3 separate regions of the Mus musculus genome follow, and regions 1 and 3 are each linked to region 2. The links are chromatin loops, found by intact Hi-C in ENCODE. Cell type or tissue: left cerebral cortex. All regions are shown on one strand.

Region 1 (2,500 bases), 170 kb after region 2:
GTTATTTGCGAGATGTTAGCTTTATTTTCTTGTAGTCTTTTCCAGTTTGCATTGGGTTTTGCAATGCATTGCTTTTCATTGGGCTACTCATCCAGTCTCGCATCAATCCCAGTCTATAACATTCATTTGAACTTCAGATTTTAAAGCAAGCCAGGTTTCCTCTGGTTTCTAGAAGTCTCAGTCAGAGAAGTGCCACCTGCTAGAAAGGCAGCATTTGATACACAAAGTGTCAAGTTAAAAACATATCTCACTGACAGAAATTCAACATTCAATACCTATTTAATGGATGACTTTTTCCAAAAAGCAGAAACATTAATTTATTATTTATTCATTTATAGAAGGCTCTTGGCAGTAGTCTAGGCTGGTCTAGTACTTGTTATGCAACCCAGGCTGGTTTGAAATCCATGGTCCTCCAGCCTTAGCCTCCCAAATGCCAGGATTAAAGGCATGCCCACCACACCCAGAAAGAAGCCGTTAGAAATAGTCTCAAACTGGATTTGACTTCTAGGGAACGAGATCCTGGATGAAGTTACAGAAAACGATACAAGCACCAGAGATTACAATTCCCGTGCCCAATTCACAGCGATAGAAAAATGATTTTTAATTTCAAATAATAATAAATCTTCAGTATTTATAACACAAACAGTTACTAATTGTAGTAAATGGCATAGACTTAACAGAGAGATCAAGTTTATGACTTCAGAACCTGCCATTTATTTATTAAAGGGAGCGTGTGTGTGTGTGTGTGTGTGTGTGTGTGTGTGTACAAATGCCCATGCAGATACAAGGGTCTGTGTGCAGAGGCCAAAAATGGGCATCAGTTGTCAGCGTGCCACATTATCCCTTGAGACTCAGTGAACCTGAGCTGGGCTGGCAGCCAGTGAGCCCTAGGGACCCTCCTAACTCCACCTCCTACACTACTGTGGTCACAAGTGCACACATGGCCACACCCAGCTTTTTTACAGGGTCCTGGGGTTCAAACCCAGGTCCTCCAGCTTGCACGGCAAGCTTTGCTACCTATAGAGACATCTCCCCAGCCCCTTAACCAATTATTTTAAATTCTATTTCATTGGAAAGAGGTGAATTCCTGACCAAACTGAACAGCTTCCCAGTGTAGCCCTCACAGTCCATGTCTCCCACATACTGTATGTGGGGACTCAGGGAGTGTGCACTGCTACCTCAGAGGTGCGTCCCAGAATGCATGTACCTGATACTCAGAACTGCTCACACTCACATACACCAGATTAGTGAAGGCAGAAGTAGACTAACAGTGACATCTAATGGCCAGGAGTCACACAGCACTTCTTTCAAAGAGAACTGAACACACATTCTAGGTTGAAAGGCTAAATCGGGTGATTTTCCCACTGTACACACCAGGCATATAGTTTAAATTCCACAGCTTGGCTGGCCCCGAGAGTCTTGAGTGATTATTAGAAGTTATGCTGAGTGTTGTGCAAACAACATCTCATTTCATTATTCTACATTAGTTCCACTAGGTCCATTTCTCTCCAACAGTGCTGTTAGCGGTCCGCAGTTACTGTGCTAACAACCTGTCAATCATTTAAAATGACCCTCGCCAGAGTGCCGGGCAAACCTGAAAAGGACTATTTGCATTCTGCACATATGCAGAGCAAATGCCAGTGCCCTTGGTCAAATGATCACCACACACAGCGTTCTCAGCACAGGGCATTTACTTTGCAGAGATGCTATCAGCCAGGAGGCCTAGCACACGGGCCAGGAAGCCCAGGATTCTCCCCCACTCAGCCCTTCTCACCTACTCCTGAGTCCTTCAGTGTTCTGTCTTCCTTTAGCAGGAGTGTGTCGTCGTCCTCCAAACCCAACACAAGCTCATTTGTCTAAAGAGAAAGAATCCCCATTTGATCAGTACGCTTGCTCAAGACATCCTGAGGGTGTCACTTGTACGGGGCTAGGGAAACAGTTCATCCAGGGGAGTATTTGCTCTGCAGGGATGAGGACCTGAGTTCAGAACCCCGTGCTATGTAACACCAGTGCTGGGGAGATGGAGATAGGAGGATTCCCTGGAGCTCACTGGCCAGTCAGCCTAATCAAACAGCAAGCAGGGTCAAACAGGGTAAGTGAGAGACCCTGTCTCAAAAAGGACGGTGAATGGGACTGAAGAGACAGCTCGGAGGTTAGCGCTTGCTTCTCTATAATGAAGACTGGACTTTAGATCCTAACACCAATGTCAAGCAGCTCACATGTAACTCCAGCTCAAATGGATCAAATGCTCTCTTCTGGACTCTGTAGGCACACCCCTAAACACTCATGTGTGTGTATATATATATATATATATATATATATATATATATATATATATACGTGTGTGCATGTGCAAATAACAAACACACAGATATTTTTAAAAGTAAGGTGGACAGTGATAGAGGACGTCACCCAACATCAACTTCTGGCCTACCTATGCATGCATATATACAGGAGCCCAGCATATACACACACACCTATGAACATGGACATACAATGC
Region 2 (2,500 bases):
CACACACACTGGGCCCCTGCTCCCCCGGGGAGCTGGGAAGGCACCTACCTCAGAGGGGAAGAGCCCCTGGTCTGGGTAGGCTGGATGTCCTGGTGCTGTCTATCACCTACACAAGTGAGTGACCCCACACCTCTGGTTTCTGGGCCACCTTCCGGGGCGGGGCTTGTGCTCTAAAGAGAGTGGTTGTTTATCAGATGCCATGCTCAGTGGAGTCTCACTTTTCACTGTGGTTGCTTCTGCTCCCACCGCTGGCCACTTGCTGGTCCCACCACAGCACAGGTCTCCACAATATTCCTGCTAAGAACGGCTGTGTGGTTGCTTTGTGAGTTCTCTTCCCTTCCTTTGCAGATACAGTCCTGTGCATTCATGCCTTTTCTCCTCTAATATAGATGGGAAAACACAGGCTTTGATGGTACGAGGAGCTTGTCCAGGGTCTACCCTGGCTTTCTGAGTTTTCAGATCTCCCCAGTCTGCCCAGAGCAACCCTAGAATGTGTAATTGTAGGAGGCCCAGTGTTGGGTTCCAGTACTACAACCCATGTGACCTTGAGCAGAGTGTTGCGCACCTCGGACAAGAACCTGTCTCAGCGCTCCTGGGAGAATAAATGAGTGCATTCACTGAAAGGCTAGTGGAAGCTCAGCTAATATCACCACCTACAGACACATGCTCTCTGCTCTGCTGTTGTGGGTGTGGCAACTGGGGTGATATTTGTGGGTAACAAGCAGGGTGGTGTAGATGGGTTTATGGTTAATGAAGAAGATTCAAACATCATAATCACACTGTTACCTCTTCCAAAGCAGAGAATGTAGGCTCTGCTGCCCTGCCACCCCACCCCACCCCCCACCGCCATAGAACACACACAAAGTAGCCTTTCCAAGGTTCGGCTCTGCTAGGGAACCCCTTTGATTTGGAGGGGGTGCGGGCTTCCTTAAGCCAAGAGTCCACTAGGTGGCGAGAAGAGCAGCAGCAAAGCTAGCGGGCAATGAAGGGGACCTGGATCCTCCACCTTCCCTCTCATTGCAGGGCCGGGCAGTGTGGCACAGTAGTTAGTGTCTGGCCAGCTCCTCCTTACCAGTGACTCTGCGTCCTCTAAGGGGTCTGGGTCATGCTCAGCAACTGTCTTCTCATGAATATTAATTATAAGCTTCATTAAAGTATTTAGCCACAATTTTAAATTGCAAGGCCTAGTTTGGACTCAGCTATAGAGTCTGGGATTGTAACTGAGTTAATGGGGTCAAGGAGGAAAAGAAAGCCCTGAGTCTCACCCTCAGAATCACACCAACCCAGTATGTAATTCCAGAAGTCAAATTGGAGGCAGAGGATGAGGCAGATTAAAGGAGAATTGTCTCTTTCCCTATCTACTGCAGCAAGATGGATAAAAGAAAAAGGGAGCCCCCCCCCCCCGTGTGCTGGAAATTCCTCTGCATGGGAGGGGAAGAGTCCCTGGTCCAGGAGTGCTGGAAGCAGCCAGCCATTCCCAGCACAGGTGAATGAGCCCATACCTCTGAGATACTCATAGAAGTGTCTCAGGGATATAGATTCAGATGGTGTTGTAGGGAAGGAAGGAAGGAAGGAAGAAAGGAAGGAAGGAAGGAAGGAAGGAAGGAAGGAAGGAAGGAATTGAGGGAAGGAGAGAGGCAAGGGAAGGAAGGAAGGAGGGAAGGAAGGAAGGAAGGAAGGAAGGAAGGAAGGAAGAGAAGGAGAAGAAGGAAAGAAGAAAAGAAGGAGGGAGAGAAGAAAGAAAAGGGGGCTGGAAAAAGCTGAGAAAGAGGGAGAACCCATAAGAAGACCAGCAGTCTCAACTAGCCTGGACCCCTGAGATCTCTCGGACACTGAGCCACCAACCAGGCAGCATGCACCAGCTGGCAGGAGGCCCAAGAGAGCAGAGGAGTGCCAGGTCTGGATTCATTCAGAGAAGATGCACCTAACCCTCAAGAGACTTGAGGCTCCAGGGAGTGGGGAGGTCTGGTGGGGTAGGGTTGAGGAGGGTAGGGACATCCTCTTAGAGAGGAGGAGGAGGAGGTATGGGATGGGGAGCAGTAGGGAGGTGGACTGGGAGGGGGATAGCAGCTGGACTGTAAAGGGAGATTAAATAATAATTAGTAATAATAATTAACAGGAAAAAAAGAAAGAAAAAAGGAAGGAGACTGTGGTGGGGGTGGAGGGAGGGGAGAAGGAGGGAGAGATGGAAAAACAGTGCCAGCATTTGGGACTATTGAGGGAAGTGGAAAGTTTGGAAGTTGGTGGAAGTGAATTTAGGTCACTAGGAATGTGCCCTTGAAGGGAACTGGGAAGCCTGAGGCCATCTCTCGCGCCTTTGAACTCAGCTGTGAGTGAGGGGATTGCTATTACTCCAGCCATTGAGAGAGTCTGTCCCATAAAACAAGGTCATAGGTTCCTGAGGAATGTTACCCAAGGATGATAGCTCTTGGTCTACACACACACACACACACACACACACACACACACACACACTCACTCACAACACGGGTTGGAAAGC
Region 3 (2,500 bases), 140 kb after region 2:
GTTCTTGGTTCTAATACACCTCCTAAGTGTGGAGTTTCTTAGTTGTTAAAGTAAGTGAAAGACAAGCACGGGGTTTGCTGAGTCAGCTGCAGGGCCCCTTAGTATTTAAAACCATTCAGCCTTCAGGAAGAAAACAGGGGGTGTCCCCTTCTTCAGACTAATTCTCATGTTCGTGCCACAGGTGTCCCTGTGCCTACAAAGCTCTGACACCTGGGTACAAGAGGGCAGCTCCCAGATGCCCTGCTGGGCAGGGGTTATCCTGCCATTGCATATGGAAGCGGTTTACTTTGGAACCTCACAGGCCCAAACAATGGACATGCACAGCTGCGAATACCAGGAGGCATCGGGCTGGGGAGCTTTGAGAACTCGCTCACCCCTTCAGCCTTCAGTTTTGAAATATGATCCTCAGCAGATAATCAGGGCATTCTGTAAAAAATGTTAGCTCATCCTTCACACTCTAGAAGTCAGCAAGATGGGGGCTGGAGAGGATGGCTCAGTGGGCAAGTGCTTGCTGTACTCCTATGAGGGGTCAGGTGGGATCCCAGCACCTATGTGAAGTCAGGTATAGTGGTGCACACCTGCAACCCCAGTACAGGAATGGGGTAGAGGTCGGCAGATAACAGAGCATCCTGGTCAGTGAGTCTAGCCAATCAGTGAACACCAGGTTCAGAGAGAGACTGTCCCAAAAGGTACCTCATGTCAACTTCTACCCCCTCCACAGACTCACACACACATCTGCACACACTTGCACACAAATATGCACACACACACATATGAATACACACACACACAAACACATATGAATGCACACACACACACACACACACACACACACATACCAGCAATAACAGAGACACAATATAGAAGTTGTGCTATGACTTTAGAATAATCAGGTCCTGACTTTTAAATTAAATCAAAGGTTAGACACTAGCCATCCTGCCACCACTTCTGAGCACTGGCAAGGGCCACTACAGTTACAAGCTAAAGGATTTGACTTTGAGCTAAAGAACTCCAAGGCCAGCCACCCTCCGGTGGGCCAACCACCCACTCTAGGTGATGAATAGATGACTCACTGGTTGTGCCCACAGCTTCCGGTCCTTGGCAGACTCTGCTGCCACCTGGTGGCTGACATAGAGCAGACAGGCACCAACTGCTGCCTGGCCTCTGTAAGGAATGTGAGCTAAAAGTCCGGGAAGGTATCACTGGAGGATACCACTGATCCGTATTGGGGCAGCCAACAGCTGGTCCTGAGCTGCGGATCTAGAAAATTCAAACTGCAAAAGCTGACCTTGCAAGACTATTCTACCCAGAAACCACATTTGGCCTCTCTCTGTAACCATTTGTTCTATAGCTGAACTTGAAGCAAGGTTTGCCCAGAGAACAGAGGAAGTGTCCATTGCTCTGCTGTTTGAAGGAGTCTACTGTTCCTAAGTGGAAAACAAAGCAGTCAGAAAAGGTAGATATCAGGTTATGTGCTCTGGATCACCTGCATCCAGGTATAATGTGTCCAGAAAAGGAGACAGAAAGGCAAGGGATTCCTGGAAAACCAGAGTCCTTCCAGGGCTCTGAGAACATCTGGGCCATTGCGGAGCTGAGTTTGACTGGCAGACACTGGCAAGCAGGGTGATAGAGGTGCCTACCTCACTGGAAGTCCCAGCATCATGAGTGCCTGCGTGTGTGGAATATAACATTGTGTTCAGCATCTACAGATTGTGTGTGTGTGTGTGTGTGTGTGTGTGTAGTGTTCATATGTGTGTGAATGTGTGCATGAGAGTGCACATTCTTGTAGGGAGGACAGAGGTCAATATCACGTGTCTTTCTCAATCACTCTCTACCTGATCTTCTTTCTTTTTGAAAGACTTACTTTTTGTAATTGTTTAGATATGTGCATGGGGACATAGGTACCCTTAGAGGCCAGAAGAGAGTGCCAAGTCCCTTGAAACTAGAGTTTCAGGCACTTGTGAGCCATCTACCACAGGTGATGGAAACCAGGCTCACATCCTCTGGGAGAGCAGTACCTGCTCCTAACTGTAGAGCTGTCTCTCCAGACCTTCCATCTTGCTCTGAAACAGTGTCTTTCTTTCACTGAACCCAGAGTTCCCCGGTTTGGCCAGACTGGCTGGCCAGTGAGCTGCAGGAACCTTTGTGTGGGATTATAGACACACACCACCATGTTCAGCTTTTTTTTTTTTAATGTGGCTGCTACAGCTGAGAACCCAGGTTTTCATGCTTGCATGACAAGTCCCCTACCAAATGCACCATCTCCCCAGCAACAGTGTGCACACTGGGGTGCAGTGAGATGAATGTTGTTAATGAAGCATGGATGTGCCAGAATCACATTATGTGTGCTGCACACTTGGCTCGGTCGTTTCCCCTGAGCCCAGAGGCAATCTGAGGTCAGCGCAGACATCCTGCTTGAATGGAGTAGAAGACTGAGGCTTCTGCCCCACCAAGGTCAGACCTCTCGGTTAGTGGTGGTGGGTGCTGGCTCTTCGGGCTG

Evidence for each region. Peaks named below come from ENCODE experiments on the same cell type or tissue, not always from the same donor. Only the 100,000 strongest peaks of a DNase experiment are listed, where the experiment ranks them.
Region 1: a loop joins it to region 2, with 4 times the contacts of the local background. A loop is called at or near these places in 3 of 42 quality-filtered maps.
Region 3: a loop joins it to region 2, with 6 times the contacts of the local background. A loop is called at or near these places in 12 of 42 quality-filtered maps.

What each region holds. Positions count from the first base shown.
Region 1 is chr1:120,170,757-120,173,256 of GRCm38, reverse strand. 3110009E18Rik (RIKEN cDNA 3110009E18 gene) reads right to left here. Exons shown (of 6, transcript NM_028439.2): 5 at 1,775-1,856. Among named protein-coding and RNA genes, the nearest start is that of 3110009E18Rik, 51 kb to the right of the region's middle. In left cerebral cortex, a CTCF peak has its summit at 1,282 (motif pointing left); a DNase peak (open chromatin) is centred at 1,285.
Region 2 is chr1:120,336,614-120,339,113 of GRCm38, reverse strand. No RefSeq gene overlaps it. Among named protein-coding and RNA genes, the nearest start is that of C1ql2, 2.7 kb to the left of the region's middle. In left cerebral cortex, a CTCF peak has its summit at 952 (motif pointing right); a DNase peak (open chromatin) is centred at 961.
Region 3 is chr1:120,195,978-120,198,477 of GRCm38, reverse strand. No RefSeq gene overlaps it. Among named protein-coding and RNA genes, the nearest start is that of Steap3, 62 kb to the left of the region's middle. In left cerebral cortex, a CTCF peak has its summit at 1,124 (motif pointing left); a DNase peak (open chromatin) is centred at 1,097.